Regions from separate parts of the Homo sapiens genome. Here region 2 is linked to region 1. The links are chromatin contacts, found by Hi-C or POLR2A ChIA-PET in ENCODE. All regions are on one chromosome and are shown on one strand. Each heading gives the region's core, a stretch centred on a gene start or an enhancer-like site at or near the end of the contact. The rest is flanking DNA. Distances are from core to core; before and after follow the strand shown.

What was found. A loop is a pair of places that touch in the nucleus more often than their neighbours do. ChIA-PET counts read pairs that join two places held with the same protein, here RNA polymerase II (POLR2A). Pooled maps may share reads with other maps.
Region 2: a map of endothelial cell of hepatic sinusoid shows a loop between it and region 1 (9-fold over the local background). The contact joins two enhancer-like sites. A Hi-C loop is called at or near these places in 66 of 168 maps with a recorded cell type or tissue (A673, B cell, CD4-positive, alpha-beta T cell and 43 more), 36 of 37 single-sample maps with no recorded cell type and 47 of 50 pooled maps. POLR2A ChIA-PET finds 5 or more read pairs at or near these places in 11 of 52 experiments (A549, B cell, CD4-positive, alpha-beta T cell and 8 more).

What each region holds. Positions count from the first base shown.
Region 1 is chr10:63,203,522-63,208,795 of GRCh38, forward strand. JMJD1C (jumonji domain containing 1C) reads right to left here. Exons shown (of 26, transcript NM_032776.3): 10 at 3,074-5,274. Among named protein-coding and RNA genes, the nearest start is that of NRBF2, 73 kb to the left of the region's middle. RefSeq lists a silencer at 2,854-3,054. Within about 2 kb of position 4,025, at least 18 of the 41 ENCODE cell types and tissues checked have a DNase peak (open chromatin) inside an H3K27ac peak, as active enhancers do; they include A673, dorsolateral prefrontal cortex, heart right ventricle and 1 more, where a contact is called at or near this core.
Region 2 is chr10:63,611,125-63,616,398 of GRCh38, forward strand. The region is part of intron 6 of REEP3 (receptor accessory protein 3); the gene reads left to right. It overlaps LOC105378329 (a long non-coding RNA gene), which reads right to left. Exons shown (of 4, transcript XR_001747467.3): 2 at 3,453-3,568. Among named protein-coding and RNA genes, the nearest start is that of REEP3, 92 kb to the left of the region's middle. Within about 2 kb of position 3,292, at least 6 of the 41 ENCODE cell types and tissues checked have a DNase peak (open chromatin) inside an H3K27ac peak, as active enhancers do; they include A673, dorsolateral prefrontal cortex, heart right ventricle and 1 more, where a contact is called at or near this core.

The DNA.
Region 1 (5,274 bases), core at 2,775-5,274:
ATAAACCACTGGTTTTGTATTGTAGAATTTATATATTTGAATATAGTGGCAATTTCAGATCATAAAATTAAATGTAAAAATTAGATAAAATGTAAGATAGAAGTAAATAAAACATAAAAATTAGTGGAGAAAAAGCGGCTGACTTTTAATTAAGAGAAACAAAAAGGTAGCAGAGAGGAAGACATTCCAAAAGAGTAGATAAGACAAAATCTATTATATCTAGCTTTAATGTACTAAGAAACACACTATTATGTGTATGTGTATATAAAATATATAATTATACATGTATAACGGTGTATGTAATCATATTACATAGTTTAGGTGTAAGCCTAACTCATTCTTTTTGATTGACCATGACTGATGACAATTCTACTAAACAATAGAAAGAAAATAGACATTATTTAATCCATGAAGTAGATAATCCATTAATATTTAGAAGTTCCCTGACTTATGAAAACTCCCAACTTAAAGAACTTTTCTGTGCTCAGGAGACTGAGGCAGGAGGATTGCCTGAGCCCAGGAGTTGGAGGCTGCTGTGCACTATGGTTACACCTGTGAATATCCACTGCACTCCAGTCTGGGCAATGTAGGGAGACTGTCTCTAAAAAATATTTAAGAAAAAAAAAACTTTTCTAGGTAGCCTAGAACAAAAGCAAGTCAACTCTGTCCACAATTAATAGATGACATCTAATATTGACTTAATATTACTTTGGACTTGGTGAACAAATGGGTCATAAAACAGCCTCTCTAAAGCTACATGCTAGTTACCAAGCAGGGGAGATTTGACTAAACATTACAACCTGGGGGAAAAAAAGGCACTCATTCTGGCCCTTTTCTTAGAACTCTTACATGTGAATATGTATATTCGTCTCAAGATGAAAAGAGAATACGTATTTCACTAACACTTAATTTCATAAATTTAACTTCACAAGAGTTTTCTAGGCATTAAAACCTGGAAGGTACCTATCTTTTGTTTTTGTTTTTTAAGTTTTACTCAAGTATCTGAACACCCAACACCAAAGGAAATGTCATATAAGACAGAAGAGAAACAATTAAATTGCTCACACTAAGCCTATTATGAATTCATGGGGGTAGTGAGGGAGAGTAAGGGGAACACATAAGAAAAAGCAACACTGTATATAATCCAATATTCAAGTAAATGGCAGGTATCCTTCGATGTTAATCCCCCTCTCTGTCTTCTGACTATGCTTGCATTTCAGTCTGTCAGTCTCTGGCTCTAGTTGAGTTTGTCCTTTGTTCTTTCACTTTCTGACTGTCCTTTTCTATGATTCCATCCTCCTGTTTTCCTCTCCTTCACTTTGCCTCTGGTTTCCACACAGGCATGTGGGAAAACCTCATTCAGTTAAAAGGCACAAATGGGAGCCTTCAAGCATCCAAGTGCTTGTGAAAGTACTTTGAGTGTCCACATTGTCACAGATATTTCATATATTGTATGTGGATGAACACACGGACATAGTGAAACTAAGTGCTTTCTGCATTGTGCAACATACCTAAAAAGAAATAAGCAAACTGAGAAAAACTACTACTAGAGTAAAATGATATAGAAACACTTTATAGTGAATATTACTGTTAAGTATCTCTTATTTTGTCCAGCTGTTGCCACAAAGGATATATAATCAGTTGTGAAGCTATTAATATGGCAATTCTTTAACATCGAAATGAATACACAAAACCACAAGCCTCCCCTTATGTTAATTTTTACCTATTGTTAAGGACTGTTTGAATGAGCAGCATTAAATAGATAGTAATTTCCATAAGCTTCCAATTTTGTCACCAGATGATATAAGAGTGAAATACAGTCCACATTCATATTACTCTGAAGTAAAATTGGCCCTCCATAACCGTGGGTTCCAAACCCATGGGTTCAACCTACCATGGATCAAAAATACTTGGGGGAAAAAATATTCTACAAAGTTCCAAAAAAACAAAACTTTAATTTGCCATGTGCAGAGTACTATGTTCAATCCTGCATAAATGAAGTGATGTGTAAGCGTTGTGTTGGGCATTATAAGGAATCTAGAAATGATTTAAAGTATATGGGAGGATGTGTGTAGGTTACATGCAAATATAGTCATACACTATTAGGCAATTTCCTCACTGTAGGAACTTCATAGCATGTACTTACACAAACCTAGCTTACAAACCCGTACAGTATTTACTGTACTTTATACTGTAGATAATTGTAACACAAAGTATTTACGTATCTGAACAAAGAAAGAGGTATAGTAAAAACACAGTCTTACGATCTTATATGAGACCACTGTCATATATACATTCCATCATTTTTTGTTTATTTTTTGAGACATGGTCTTGCTCTGTTGCCCAGGCTGGAGTGCGGTGGTGCAATCATGGCTCACTGCAGCTTCAACCACGCCAGCTCAAGTGATCCTCCTGCCTCAGCTTCCCAAAGTGCTGGGATTACAGGAGTGAGCCACTGTGCCCAGCTGTGCATTCTGTCACTGACTGAAAAGTTGTTATGCAGCACATGACTGTACTATGCTATTTTATATAAGGGATGTGCACATCTGTGAATTTTGGTATCCGTGGGGGCGTCCTGGAACCAATCCCCCACAGGTATACCCAGGGACAACTGTAACTATCTTCTAGAAATTTGCCTCAAAATATGTGTATGTGAGCAGAATTTCTTTCCTGACTACATCTTGTTAGAGGTAAATATCTTAGCTGATATTACAAATCCACTTTTGGTGTGACAGCCATAACTGCATTTTGACAATTCTTAGAAATGGCCAAAATTACGAGTAACTACTAAATTCCACGTTAAATTACGCAAATTACCTACAATGACTGTCAGGTAAGATATATATTTCTACAAGTCTTTTAAAAATAGAGGAATAAGTGTTCTCTCATTTCCTCTTAAAGGGTACTTACTTGTGAAATGTAGAAATGAGATCAATGAGCATATACATAAAGCTAAGGCACGCAAATGAAGACAAAGGATGCCTTTAAGCTCACTGATCTTTAAAGCAGCACACTAGTATAGCTAAAACATTCAGCCCATTTTACCTGAGATAAAACAAAGTAACTGACTTACTATTACTGTTGCTTTGCAACTTCAGTTTACTTCTTTCTTTGGCACTCCTGCTGAGAACTCCATTGGGTTTCAAATCTTCTTCTATTTCACCTTTTCTCTTTTGCAAATCATTTTGCTTCTTTTTGTAAGTTGGCTTAGGTTGTCTTTTAGTCCTTTGCTCTGACTTGCTTTCACTTTCATCTGAGTCTCCACTTTCAGAGCCAGATTCATAAGTTCTTTTGGCTTTTCTCCTGTTGACTTTATCATCTTTTACATATTTATCAACTATGATCTTACTATCTACACTATTTTGTATATCACTAGATGTAGAGGCTATTAAGTTGACAGAACATGGCTTAATAATTTCTGATACAGAATTCCCTGAATTTTCCATTTTATTAGTATTTTTATCTTCTTCTGAGTGTCTGGTGAGCCAGGCCTTTTTCAGTTTAGTATGGTAGTTTGGTTGACTTGTCTGGGAAGCTTGCCCATTTCCTACAGAGTTTGCTTTGTTAATTGTACTACAGATTACAGTGCTATCCAGAGGAAGGGAGGCTGAAAGTGTCTGATTTTTTATAGCATTAGGTTCAGTCTCACTGGCATTACTACTTTTATACTGAGCTGCAGCCAATGCTGCCTTGTGCTTTTTTAAATGGATAAAATCAGTTGTGCCTGAGAACCCAGAACTGGGTTGAACAACACTTCCTGTCTTACTACTGGCTAATGTAACTGGTGCTGTGGTGCTGACCTTGCATTCTTGTTTTTGAGCCACTGGCTGACTGACACTTTTTGAAGATACACATTCTGATGATGTAGAGGCCAAAATGGTATTTGATAAAGAGGAAATTACTTCTGAACCACCCCAGCTGGAAACACTGGTAGTATCGGCAGCAGATGTGATTACATCCGTTTTGGTATTACACATCGTATTTACAGCAGACATGACTGAACTGGGAACACTGCCCTGTGAGACAGCCTGAAAGTTTTTTTCAGATTTTGTGTGAACACTGTCTGAATTCACATTTGGCAAAATGATTCTTCCAGTTTCTCCGGCTTCTGCTAGTTTGAGGCAATCTGTTTTATGTGCCCCAGCTGAAGATCTTTCACTAACACGATCTTTAGAAGCTAACTGCATTGCTGGCATACTATCAGTTTTTGTACTAGAAGATGGACGCACAATGACAGATGCCATAGCAGCCTGTAACTTTCCGCTGCTTTTCTCCACATGCCATTCAGTTTTCTCTTTGCTGAGGTTATTATTAGGTCTCCACATCTCCGTCAAACTCTGTTCTGAAGAACTCTTAAAATTTGCCTGGGAGTCTTTTGGTTCGGGTATTAGAGTTGGAGGCTTCTGTGATTCTTGAACTTTACCACCAGCATTTACTGGCATCACCGGAGTTAAAGTTGGAGGGGAAAGACTACTATAGCTGCCTTCCTTTCTTTCCAGGCTGTGATGGATTGGTGGGTGAAATACTGGTGCTCTATGTAATGCAGGCATACTGCGGAGTGTATTTGTAGAAGAAACTGTCAAATGGGTAGGACTCCTACAATCATTTCTGAAGGTTGTTACTGAGTGAGATGCAATCTGATGTGGAAGATGTTCTGGTATCTTGCCTACTAAACCTTCACTTTCTGGTTGGTGTTTAATCAAAGGTGGAGGCTTTGAAAGAGATGTTATAAATGAAGTCAGAGTTTGAGGATTAGCTGCTGCCGCTGCAAGGGCATTACTCTGTTTATCACCGTAAATATTTGAAACTTCTTTGGATGGGTATGATCTTGGTGGTTCATTGACCACACTATTAGACAATGTAGTGAAATAGTTACTTTGGGGTAAACTCTGAGGCACTGAGTGCTTCATTTTATAAAGATCTGATACTGAGCGTTCTACATCCATATCTTGTTTGATGATATGGCTTTTAGGACTGGAAGATGATGATGCCACTCTGGAATAATTCTCTCTCTCACCCTCAAGTCCCTTGATTTTAGTTGTAAAGGGAGCAACATCAATACTTTCTTGAAGAATTCGACGGTGTTCCTCTTTGTATTTGTTTAACCTCTCTCCAGTCTCCTGGGGTGGCCTCTGTAACTGATTTAATACTGGATCCACAAAATGCCTATGTAAGTGACAATCTTTTCCAGTCTGTGACCTATTTAGATCCAGGTCATTTTTGGCTGATGTGGATGCAACAGACCGTAATGGTTCCATAAAAGCTTTTCTTTCT
Region 2 (5,274 bases), core at 2,042-4,541, 410 kb after region 1:
CTAACAAAGTAGCCTCTTTTGCTGCCATGAATTTTAGAAGCTGTAGGTGTGGTTACCAACACCTTCTCACCACCAGCACTAGTTCTAACCTGTAATCAATACTCTTTCTACTCGAACTGTGCACTGACATCTAAGAAGTTTTATAGTTGAACACTCTTTACTGTAAGTGCTGTGGACAAATAAGGATATTGACTCACAGATTAAAAGTTTTAAGCACGTGATAAAAGATGACTCAATTTGAAAATAAGATTACTCCCATGGAAAATGTGTTAAAATTACATATTCTAGTTCAAGAGCTAGCTTGTAGGCATATTCTAGTATAAATTATGAACATGTCATAGTTAATATATTCTAAAACTTTAAAAAACTATCATGATCTTAGAAACATACATATAAATTAGACACGGTTCCTTAGTCATTTTATCACATATAATAAGAAAGTTTTAATTCAAAGGCAAGGCTGAAAACAAAGATTTTCAAGACATTCCTTATTAATGTGTTAAGTCCATAAGGCACAGGGCTATTTTACTTTTTATTAAAAAAAGAAGTTTTCTTTTGAGAGAGATTGAAAATCATCTTTATAATTAAAATCAATTTGAAAAATAAAAATTAAAAAAACTGTTCCTTCTTAAAAAAGGAAAAATATCTCTGCAAAAAAAAATTTTTTTTTTTTTTATTAGCTGAGTATGGTGGTATTCACCGAGCTACTTGGGAGGCAGGTGGGAAAATCACTTGAGCCCAGGAAGTTGAGGCTGCAATGAGCCATGATCACACCACTGCACTCTAGCCTAGGTGACAGAGGAACACCCTTTCTCAGAAAAAAAAAAAGAAAAAGAAAAAGAAAAAATAATGAGCTTTCTTCCAAGAATGAATACCTTTACAAGTTGTGACTATTATCTAAGAGGTAATGATCAAGCATTGGCCATTGATTAAGGTAGTGATGCCTTTGAGAGAGAGGAACCATCAGTCTTAATAGTACATTAATAATGTAAAAGTAGTTCCTAATGTAGACATTTCCTTTTTTATTTTTATTTTTTTGTTTGTTTTTGTTGTTAATTTATTTATTTTGAGACAGGGTCTCACTCTGTCACCCAGGCTGGAGTGCGGTGGTACGATCTTGGCTCACTGCAGCTTTGACCTCCCAGTTTCAAGTGATTCTGTGTCAGCCTTCCGAGAAGCTGGGACTACAGGTGTGCACCACCATGCCCTGCTAATTTTTCCATTTTTTGTAGAGACGGGGCTTCACCATGTTACCCAGACTGGCCTCAAACTCCTGGGCTCAAGCAGTCTGTGTGTCTTGGCCTCCCAGAGTGCTGTGTGGGATTACAGGCATGTGCCACACTGCCTGGCCTTGGCATTTCTTAATATGCATTTAAAATTAGGTGGTCAGTCACAGTGGCTCACACCTGTAATCCCAGAACTTTGGGAGGCCGAGGCAGGCAGATTCCCTGAGGTTAGGAGTTCGAGACCAGCCTGGCCAACATGGCGAAACCCTGTCTCCACCAAAAATACAAAAATTAGCCAGGTGTGGTGGTGTATGCCTGCATTCCCAGCTACCCAGGAGGCTGAGGCAAGAGAATCACTTGAACCCAGGAGGCAAAGGCTGCAGTGAGCCGAGATTGCGCCACTGTAGTCCAGCCTGGGTGACAGAGAGAGACTCCATCTCAAAAAAAAAAAAAATTAGGTATATTGATTTTGATTGGAGTCTGCTACATATATTATATTTTGCTGATTTAGACCAGCTATCTTAGACCAGAGTCCTTTATTAGCAGTTTATTCATAATCATACCCAAGGATTGGCTAAGAATTATATTCTAATTAGGTAAATAAAAACACGTTTATAAATATGAAAATTTGTAATACTATTTTTATGGTACTCACCTATCAATTTTTTTTTTTCTTTTTGAGATGGAGTCTACCTCTGTCACCGAGGCTGGTGTGCAGTGGCACGATCTCGGCTCACTGCAACCTCCGCCTCCCAAGTTCATGCAGTTCTCCTGCCTTAGCCTCCTGAGTATCTGGGATTAAAGGCGTGCACCACCACGCCTGGCTAATTTTTATATTTTTAGTAGAGACGGGGTTTCACCATGTTGGTCAGGCTGGTCTCGACCTCCTGACCTTGTGATCTGCCCACTTCAGCTTCCCAAAGTGCAGGGATTACAGGCGTGAGCCACTGTGCCTGGCCACCTACCAAATTTTATATCTATGACTGAAATATCTTAAAATATTGACCTGCTGTTTAGTTCTTAAATTTCAAATCATGAAATTAAATAAGTTTTATAAAAATATGAAGTATGTGGTAGCAGTATAAGAAAGATATTTGTTCAGTTATGAAAGGTACTTGTTCAGAGTATAAATTCTGCCCAGTTTCCAATTTTTCTACAGAATGGTATGTATTCTGAGCCTTTCTTCCCTAAGGAAAAACTTTCATCAAAACTTTCTCTCTTGACCGTATTTTTAACAAAGCAGTATGGTTCTAGGACCGGAATAGGTGAAGAGAAGTTAAAAATAGATTGTCTAGATAGACACAAACCCAGGTGTACATGGAAATTTATCAAATGAGAAAGACTGTCTTTCAAATTGGTGGAGGAAAGACAGATTATTTAATAAGTGATGCTAGGATAACTGTTAGACTGCTAGAAGGTGGAGTAGAGAATGAAGTTATATCTCTGCCTCAAATCTTAGATTAAAATAAATTCTTAAAAGATTAAGATTTAAGTATAAAAAAATTAAACTATATAATAGGAAGTCCCTGTGAATATTTTTATAATCTTCAGATAGATAAAATTTCTTAAGCATGATATCAAAACCAGAAAACATAATGGAATAGTTTTTGAGATTTTCCTGCATAAAAAATACATAAAACTCTAATACAGGGGGAAAAAAACATAAAAAAGACAAACTACAAACTGTCAGAAATATTCCCATTATATGTTATAGGCAAAGGGTTCAGATTCAACAATCCAGTAACCCTTACAAACCAATTATTGTCAATGCTATCAAAGAATACAACTGTCAAGAAATATATGAAAGAGATTCTCAACCTCAGATAATCAAAAAATAGTAATAATAATAATTTTCGTTTGCCAGATTGGCCAAAAAAAAATGTTTTTAATTAACAGTGCTCTGTGTTGGGAACTGTTTCAGTTATCTAGTTATCTATTGCTGCATAATAAGCCACCCCAAAACAGCAGCTTGAAACAATCATGGTCATTTATTTTGCTCACAGATCTGGGGGTGACTGGACTTGGCAAAGCAGTTCTTGCTCAGGGTCTCCTGCAGCTGTGGTCTGACAGCAGCTGGGCTAGAGTCATAATCTCAAAGAGAGCTCACACATCTGCTGTCTGAGCTGAAAAGAGTCAAGCAGCTGCTGGCTAGAATGGTTGGAGCCTCTCAGCCATCTCCCTCTATGTTCTCTCCATGTGGTCTCTAAGGGTGGTTGGACTTCTTACCTGGCAGCTGAAGGCTCCCAGGCCAGTGTGCCGAGAGAAACTTGCAGAAGTCCTAGAAGCAGCATCACTTCCATCACATATTTTGTGGCGATTTGTTGAGGCAAGTACAAAGGCCTCTGAGATGTTAAGGGAAGGGAAGAGGAGTGTCAGAGAATCTGTAGACATGTTTTAAAACCACACAGCAAGCCTGTTGAGAAATACTCTTAGGCACTTTTTATGAGTTTAAAATGGAATAATCCTTTTGGATGACAATCTGGCAGTAATCATCATAATTTATTCCCTTTAGCTCAGCAAGAAACTTTTAAGAATATGTCATAAGGAAATAATCAGACAAGTGTTCAAAGATGTATTTACAAGAATGTTCATCTCGTTGTTTATAATAACAAATATTGGAATGAACCAAATGCCTAGGAGAAATGATTAAGCAAAAGGTGGTTTATTAGCTGTGAAACATAACAATGTCAGTCTATACTTAATGATATGAAAACATATCCAGATTGTAGGGAAAAAAAATAATAAGTAGATGATGAAATGGATTAATATACCTAATTTTTTAAATGTATATACATAAGAGAAAGTTTGGAAGGGTATTACTAAAATGGTAACAGTGTTTAGCCCTGAGTAGTGAGCTTTTTCGTTTGTTGTTGTTGTTTAAATTAACCTATTAATCTTAAAATCAGAAGTAAATCAGCCATACTCTTCATTTTGAAAAAATAAGGTATTCATTTTCGGGTTTTAAGTTAAACAGAAAATGTTTTTTTTGTTTTTGTTTTTGTTTTTGTTTTTTAATATATTAATGGAGATGGGATATCAGTATGTTGCCCACCTCTGCTTCCCAAAGTGCTAAGATTACAGGCATGAGTCACCAAGCCCAGCCAGAAAATGTATATTTTAATGAAAATATTTGACTTGATTCTAGTGTCTCTTCTCTCTTTGATTCAAGGATTGGTTTAATAAATTGCTAAATTAAACTTTTTTTTTTTTTTTGAGGTGGAGTCTCACTCTGTCGCCCAGGCTGGAGTGCAGTGGCGCGATCTCAGCTCACTGCAGCCTCCACCTCCCAGGTTCAAGCAATTCTCTGCCTCAGCCTCCCGAGTAGCTGGGATTACAGGCACGTGCCACCACACCCAGCTAAGTTTTGTATTTTTAAGTAGAGATGGGGTTTTGCCATATTGGCCAGGCTGGTCTCAAACTACTGGCCTCATGTCATTCACCCACTCAGCCTCCCAAAGTGCTGGGATTACAGGCATGAGCCACCACACCCAGCCTAAACTTGTGGATTTCATTTCCCAATAAATTCTAAATTTGGCTCCTTGCTCTGTCCTCACTCTCTGTGGACTCTGTCATTTCTGACCTGCTATACTACAGTAACCTCCCCACTTACGCTCCCTTCCCTCAGCCTTATCCATTTCTGATTCATTTTCCAAAGCGCAAGAAGAATATTTTACAAAACCCAACTCTAATCATGTTACTCTTCTGCTTAAAACATTTCAATACTCTCCCCGAGCCTCCAGAGGCTTCATTGCTCTCTGACGAAGTCCAAACTAGATAGCATGGTGTATTAACTCCCCAGCCTTGTTCTCCCACTCCATCAAGTGCTAGCCATACAGAATCATGACTCTTTGAGGATTTAGCTTAGCCACCACCTCCTACAAGGCCTTCTCTCATAACCCACCCTTTCCAACCCACCCCATGCTGATTACATTCTCTTACTGTATGCCCTCTGGCACCTTGTCATTAGCTTATAGTATTTATTACAGTATCATAATGCCCATTACCGTCTGTTTCCCCTATTGGACTCTAAATTTTTTGAGGGTAGAAA